Regions from separate parts of the Homo sapiens genome. Here region 2 is linked to region 1. Evidence: read pairs that join two places in POLR2A ChIA-PET (ENCODE). Cell type or tissue: A673. All regions are shown on one strand.

The links. ChIA-PET counts read pairs that join two places held together with the same protein. Peaks named below come from ENCODE experiments on the same cell type or tissue, not always from the same donor. Only the 100,000 strongest peaks of a DNase experiment are listed, where the experiment ranks them.
Region 2: POLR2A ChIA-PET joins it to region 1 with 6 read pairs; 2 of 35 experiments call an interaction of 5 or more read pairs at or near these places.

Annotation. Positions count from the first base shown.
Region 1 is chr1:150,885,492-150,887,991 of GRCh38, forward strand. CTXND2 (cortexin domain containing 2) reads left to right here and starts at 1,645. Exons shown (of 2, transcript NM_001384189.2): 1 at 1,645-1,822. It also overlaps a transcript of LOC107985204 not described here. RefSeq lists an enhancer at 532-676 and a cis regulatory region at 604. In A673, no CTCF peak of the experiment used is centred here; no DNase peak of the experiment used is centred here.
Region 2 is chr1:151,403,633-151,406,132 of GRCh38, forward strand. It overlaps POGZ (pogo transposable element derived with ZNF domain), which reads right to left. Exons shown (of 19, transcript NM_015100.4): 19 at 1-2,500. The coding sequence ends at 1,170. Among named protein-coding and RNA genes, the nearest start is that of PSMB4, 5.3 kb to the left of the region's middle. In A673, no CTCF peak of the experiment used is centred here; no DNase peak of the experiment used is centred here; H3K27ac peaks cover 392 bases.

The DNA of each region.
Region 1 (2,500 bases):
TATAAGAAATTTGAAACAATACAAAAGCCCACCAACAGAGAAAATGGACTACTTGAGTACTCAGCAGCCATTAAAAAGAATAAAGCAGATTTTTTTTTTTTTTTTTTGATATGGAGTCTGGCTCCGTCGCCCAGGCTGGAGTGCAGTGGCACCATCTCGGCTCACTGCAACCTCTGCCTCCCAAGTAGCTGGGACCACAGGCGCACACCAACATACCTGGCCAATTTTTGTATTTTTAGTAGAGACGGGGTTTTGTAATGTTGGCCAGGCTGGTCTCTAACTCCCGACCTCAAGTGATCCACCTGCCTCAGCCTCCGAAAGTGCTGGGTTTACTGGCGTGAGCCACCATGCCTGGCCCGGTTATGACTTTTTTTTTTTTTTTTTTTTTTTTTTGTGAGATGGAGTCTGGCTCTGTCACCCAGGCGGGAATGCAGTGGCGCGATCTCGGCTCACTGCAAGCTCCGCCTCCCAGGTTCACGCCATTCTCCTGCCTCAGCCTCCCGAGTAGCTGTGACTACAGGTGCTCGCTACCACGCCCAGCTAATTTTTTGTATTTTTAGTAGAGACCGGATCTCACTGTGTTAGCCAGGATGGTCTCGATTTCCTGACCTCGTGATCCGCCTGCCGCAGCCTCCCAAAGTGCTGGGATTACAAGCGTGAGCCACCGCGCCCGGCCTGACTTTTTAAATCAAATGTGTCAAGTAAATTCTTCTGAGGAAAGAGGGGAAAACATTTTAAAGCATCACTAATCCTGTTGACAAGTAGTTCCCAAACTTAAGCATACATCACAATCACCTAGAGAAGCTGGTTAAAACACAAATGCCACAGGAAGTGGTGGTGCATGCCTGTAGTCCCGGCTACTGGGGAGGCTGAGGCAGGAGGATCACTTGAGCCCAGGAGTTTGAGGCTGTAGTGCACTGTGATTCACCTATGAATAGCCACTGCACTCCAGCCTGGGCAACATAGACCCCATCTCTTAAATACACACACACACACACACACACACACACACACACACACAGGCCAACACCCCCAAAATTTCTTATTCATTAGGACCAGGATAAGGGTCCAAGAGTTTGCATTTCTAGCAAGTCCCTGGGAGATGCTGTAATTCAGAGACCTGTTGCATAGACCAAAAAGTTGGCTACCAATCCATCCTCTACCACTCATGTGATCCTACTTAGAAGTTTTTACCTGAGGCGGGGCGTAGTGGCTCACGCCTGTAATCCCAGCACTTTGGGAGGCTGAGAGGGGTGGAACACAAGGTCAGGAGTTTGAGACCAGCCTGGCCAATATGGTGAAACCCCATCTCTACTAAAAATACAAAAATTAGCTGGGCATGGTGGCATGCACCTGTAGTCCCAGCTACTTGGAGGCTGAGGCAGAAGATCTCTTGAACCCGGGAGGCAGAGGTTGCAGTGAGCCAAGATTGCACCACTGCACTCCAGCCTGGGCAACAGAGCGAGACACCATCTCAAAAAAAAAAAAAGAAAAGAAAGAAATTTTTACCTGAGCTTTTAATGGTGGCTGTCCTGGCCCTGGCAGAGTTGTGGAAATATTCCTCCACTGATCTAGGCTCCAATTTAATCTAGTGGGATCATTTTCTCAGTATGGGAGTGTCTGAAACTTGATCCTGTTTCAATTGAACTATTCATGAAGCTTCTGAGTTCAGCGTGGGAGTGGGGAAGGGAGAGAGCTACCAACCACTCTCCTTTTGTGGGAAGAGGTTGATAAAAACAGAGGCTGCCAAGAGATGTACTTGAGTAGGAGGAGACTGCCCTGGCAACAAGTGAATGTAGCCTTGGATATCCGCTCTCAGAAGGTAGGTAACTACCCACATTGCCTTCCTGGTGGAGTTTTCACTGGGAGAAATTCCAAGAATTCTTCTGAGTTTAATAGCACCTTGCTATGAACTTGGGAAATCGTGGGGAAATGACTGAAGGAAGTAAAGAGCTTTATTATTATTATTATTATTATTATTTTTAGAGGCAGGATCTTGCTATGTTGCCCAGACTGAACTCAAACTCCTGGTCTCAAGCAACCCGTCTGTCTCAGCCCAAGACCTTTTTCGTTAGAGCTTTTTACGAAAAGTTAAACTTTCATCTGAGAAGGGATGTCTTGAGCATAGTCTCTTTTTGAGGAAAGTTGGGGGGACCTCTGATTAGTCCTATTAGCCAGAGAGTGTCTTTGATTTTAAGGATTATAGTAAAAAAAAGCTGCATTATTGTGTTTCTTCACCATCATCTCTCTCTTTGCACTAAACTTATGGCCAGGAGAGAAAAACTGGGTCTTTTTAGTATTTTGGTCTTCTTCAAGAATGGCAGGTCATTGCAGGTGGGAAGAATGAAGTGATCTGGAAAAGGAACACAGAGAAAGGAAAAGGTAATGGATCTTTCTGGAACTGAAAGTGGAATTGATGTTGCCAAGGATTTGTAAATGCCATTATTCTGATTCTTACTTTAGTAGGTCCAAATTTAACATAAACCAATAGCTTCACACC
Region 2 (2,500 bases), 520 kb after region 1:
GTCATTTTCTTTGTGCACACCCCTGTGCGCTTCTTCCTGTCAGATTCTTCCCTAAGTATTAAGAGAAATAGGGGAAAGCCACAGAGCACGCTGGATTTCAACAAGTGGTCTTGTCTTTTTAAAGTTCAACACTTCTTGAACAATTAGCTCCTGGCTGTAGGACCAGTAATCCCTTAAACAGGCATGCTCTCCATCTAACAGGATGAAGTTCAGTAAAGCAGGGACTGCCCCTGGGGGCTTACAGGATGAAGACTCAAACTGGGAATGGCTTCCACCCTAAAACTGTTTGATCGCTTCAGTATCTCTTGCTTGCTAATAACACCTGTATGATCCTTTGTCCAGAGGGATGGATGGTGTTGAGAATGGGGAAAGGGGCCAAGGATCACAAGTGCAAAAAATATTGTTTATGTCATGTTTTGGAGGGAAGGTGGTGAGGAAAAGACAAATCTATTCATTCTGGATAATTAAAGGTGGTTTCATGCATTTTTAAAGCCACAATTTTATATCTAGGGTTGCTGTAGAAACCAACATCTCTGGAGAGGGAAGGAAAGAAAAGGAGAAGGAAGAGAGAGTTCAGTGGGACTTTTTTTCCATTTTCATTTTTATATAAAAGTGTTAAGACCACAATGAAAAAAGTTTTTTATCCATATATATAATAAACCAGTTTGTGAGCTACATAATTTGTCTTTCCCATCTTCAGAAATGTTCTCACATTAACAATGATTAGATAGCATCATGCCCAAAGACATTGGCCACACAATAAAACAAACAAAAAAACCCAGTACTATGATACAATTGAGGTAAAAGGGGAAACAAAAAAATTTAACATTTGCCCACAAATAATTTTTTTTCTTTTTCTTAATTTTGTCAGAAAAATACCAAACACAGTGATTTAAATTTAAAAAAAAAAAAAGTCACAAAAACCTGTTTTTAGCAGAAGTGAATGACCAATGGGCCAGCTCCTTGGCTCAGACGTGATTACTATTGGTTTTCCTAATTAATCCACAAATCCACAGGGAAGTGTAAGTCAACTTCAGGGGGGAGTGGTGGTATAAAATTAAAAAATAGAAACCAAATACCCCACCTGGTATGCCCCCTTTTCCCTAAGCCCCTTTACCCTCCCTCACATGTTCCCACCCTCACTCCACACCCCCTCATGACCCCAACACTCAAATCTCCATCAGATCTAGGTCAGCTTCTTCAAAGCCATAGAAAGACTCGGTCTCACTTTCACCCTCAAAGAGCTGGTGAAGACTTTCAGGCTCAATTGTCTCTTCAGGAGATGATCTGGGTCGTGGAGTGGAAGACTCAGAATGTTCCCCACTCAGCTTCAGTTGCTCCTCTAGGGAGGCAATTAGCTCCTCCTGCATGTCAGCATTTCTTGTAGGTGAGTTAATGTTGCCATCGGGGCCAGGCAGAACACTAGCCACCAGGAAGGAGCGCTGAACTAGCTCTGGACAGTCCCCAATGACACCTAGCACTTCACCCAGCCAGACAAGCACCAGCTGAAGCAGGACATCAGAATCACATGCAGTATCTGCCATTTCCCGAGCCTGTTCCTTCCATTTTTTATGCAGGAAGTTCTTGACAGTTCTTTTGATGCATACATCTAATGGCTGAATTTTGGAGCTACAGCCTGCTGGGACCACTGCAGGCAAAGTGCTAGAGGCACTAAGCATAGCCAGTACCTCTTCTGACAAGTGAGTGCGATGACAGTCCATCACAAGCATGCCTTTGCTGCGCTGGCAAGCTGTGTGCTTCTGCCACACTCGAGTTGACCACAGCTCCATGATCTCGTCATCACTGTAGCCACTCTCCTTTGCCTCTAGCAATATGGAGTCTGGCATGTTAGCAGGCTGATCCATCTGCCCTCTGTAGAAAACCAGGGTGGGAAGGACAGTGCCATCTGCCAGAATGGCTAGGACTACATCACACCAAGGTTCCCCTGTGCCCACTGTCTGCAGGGCATTCTCCTTTCGATCATCACTGCTCAGCACCTCTGTATCCAGGAACAAAGAGATCTCATCAATAGCCACAATCATAGACAAGGGTAAGTCCTGGTTGTGAATCTGCCGTTGTACAAAATCAATGAAGAGTCCTGCATTCTCTGCTACATCCTTAGGTAGGGTGTGGGCCACAGCTCGCCGGGCATGGGGAGTCAGGTGGTGCCGCAGCATGAAACGCACAGCCCACTCATAGGAGATCTTAAACCCCCCTTCCAAAGAACGTCCTATTTTGGTGGCCTTCTGGAACAAGGTCTCCTCATTTACAGGTAGCTGTTGTTCGCGCTGGGTTAGCACCCACTCAGCCAGTTTCTCTTCTGCCTCAAAGCTCAGATATTTGCCCTCTAGATTCTCCCCCTGGGAGGCCTGGAAACGTCGAAGCCAACGGCGAATACGTCGCTGGGGATTTCGGAAGTGTTCAGCTGCCTGTTCTGTATTGCAGCATAGAGCAAACAGTACTACTCGAAGCTTCTTCACAGACAGCTGCTCCTTTTTGC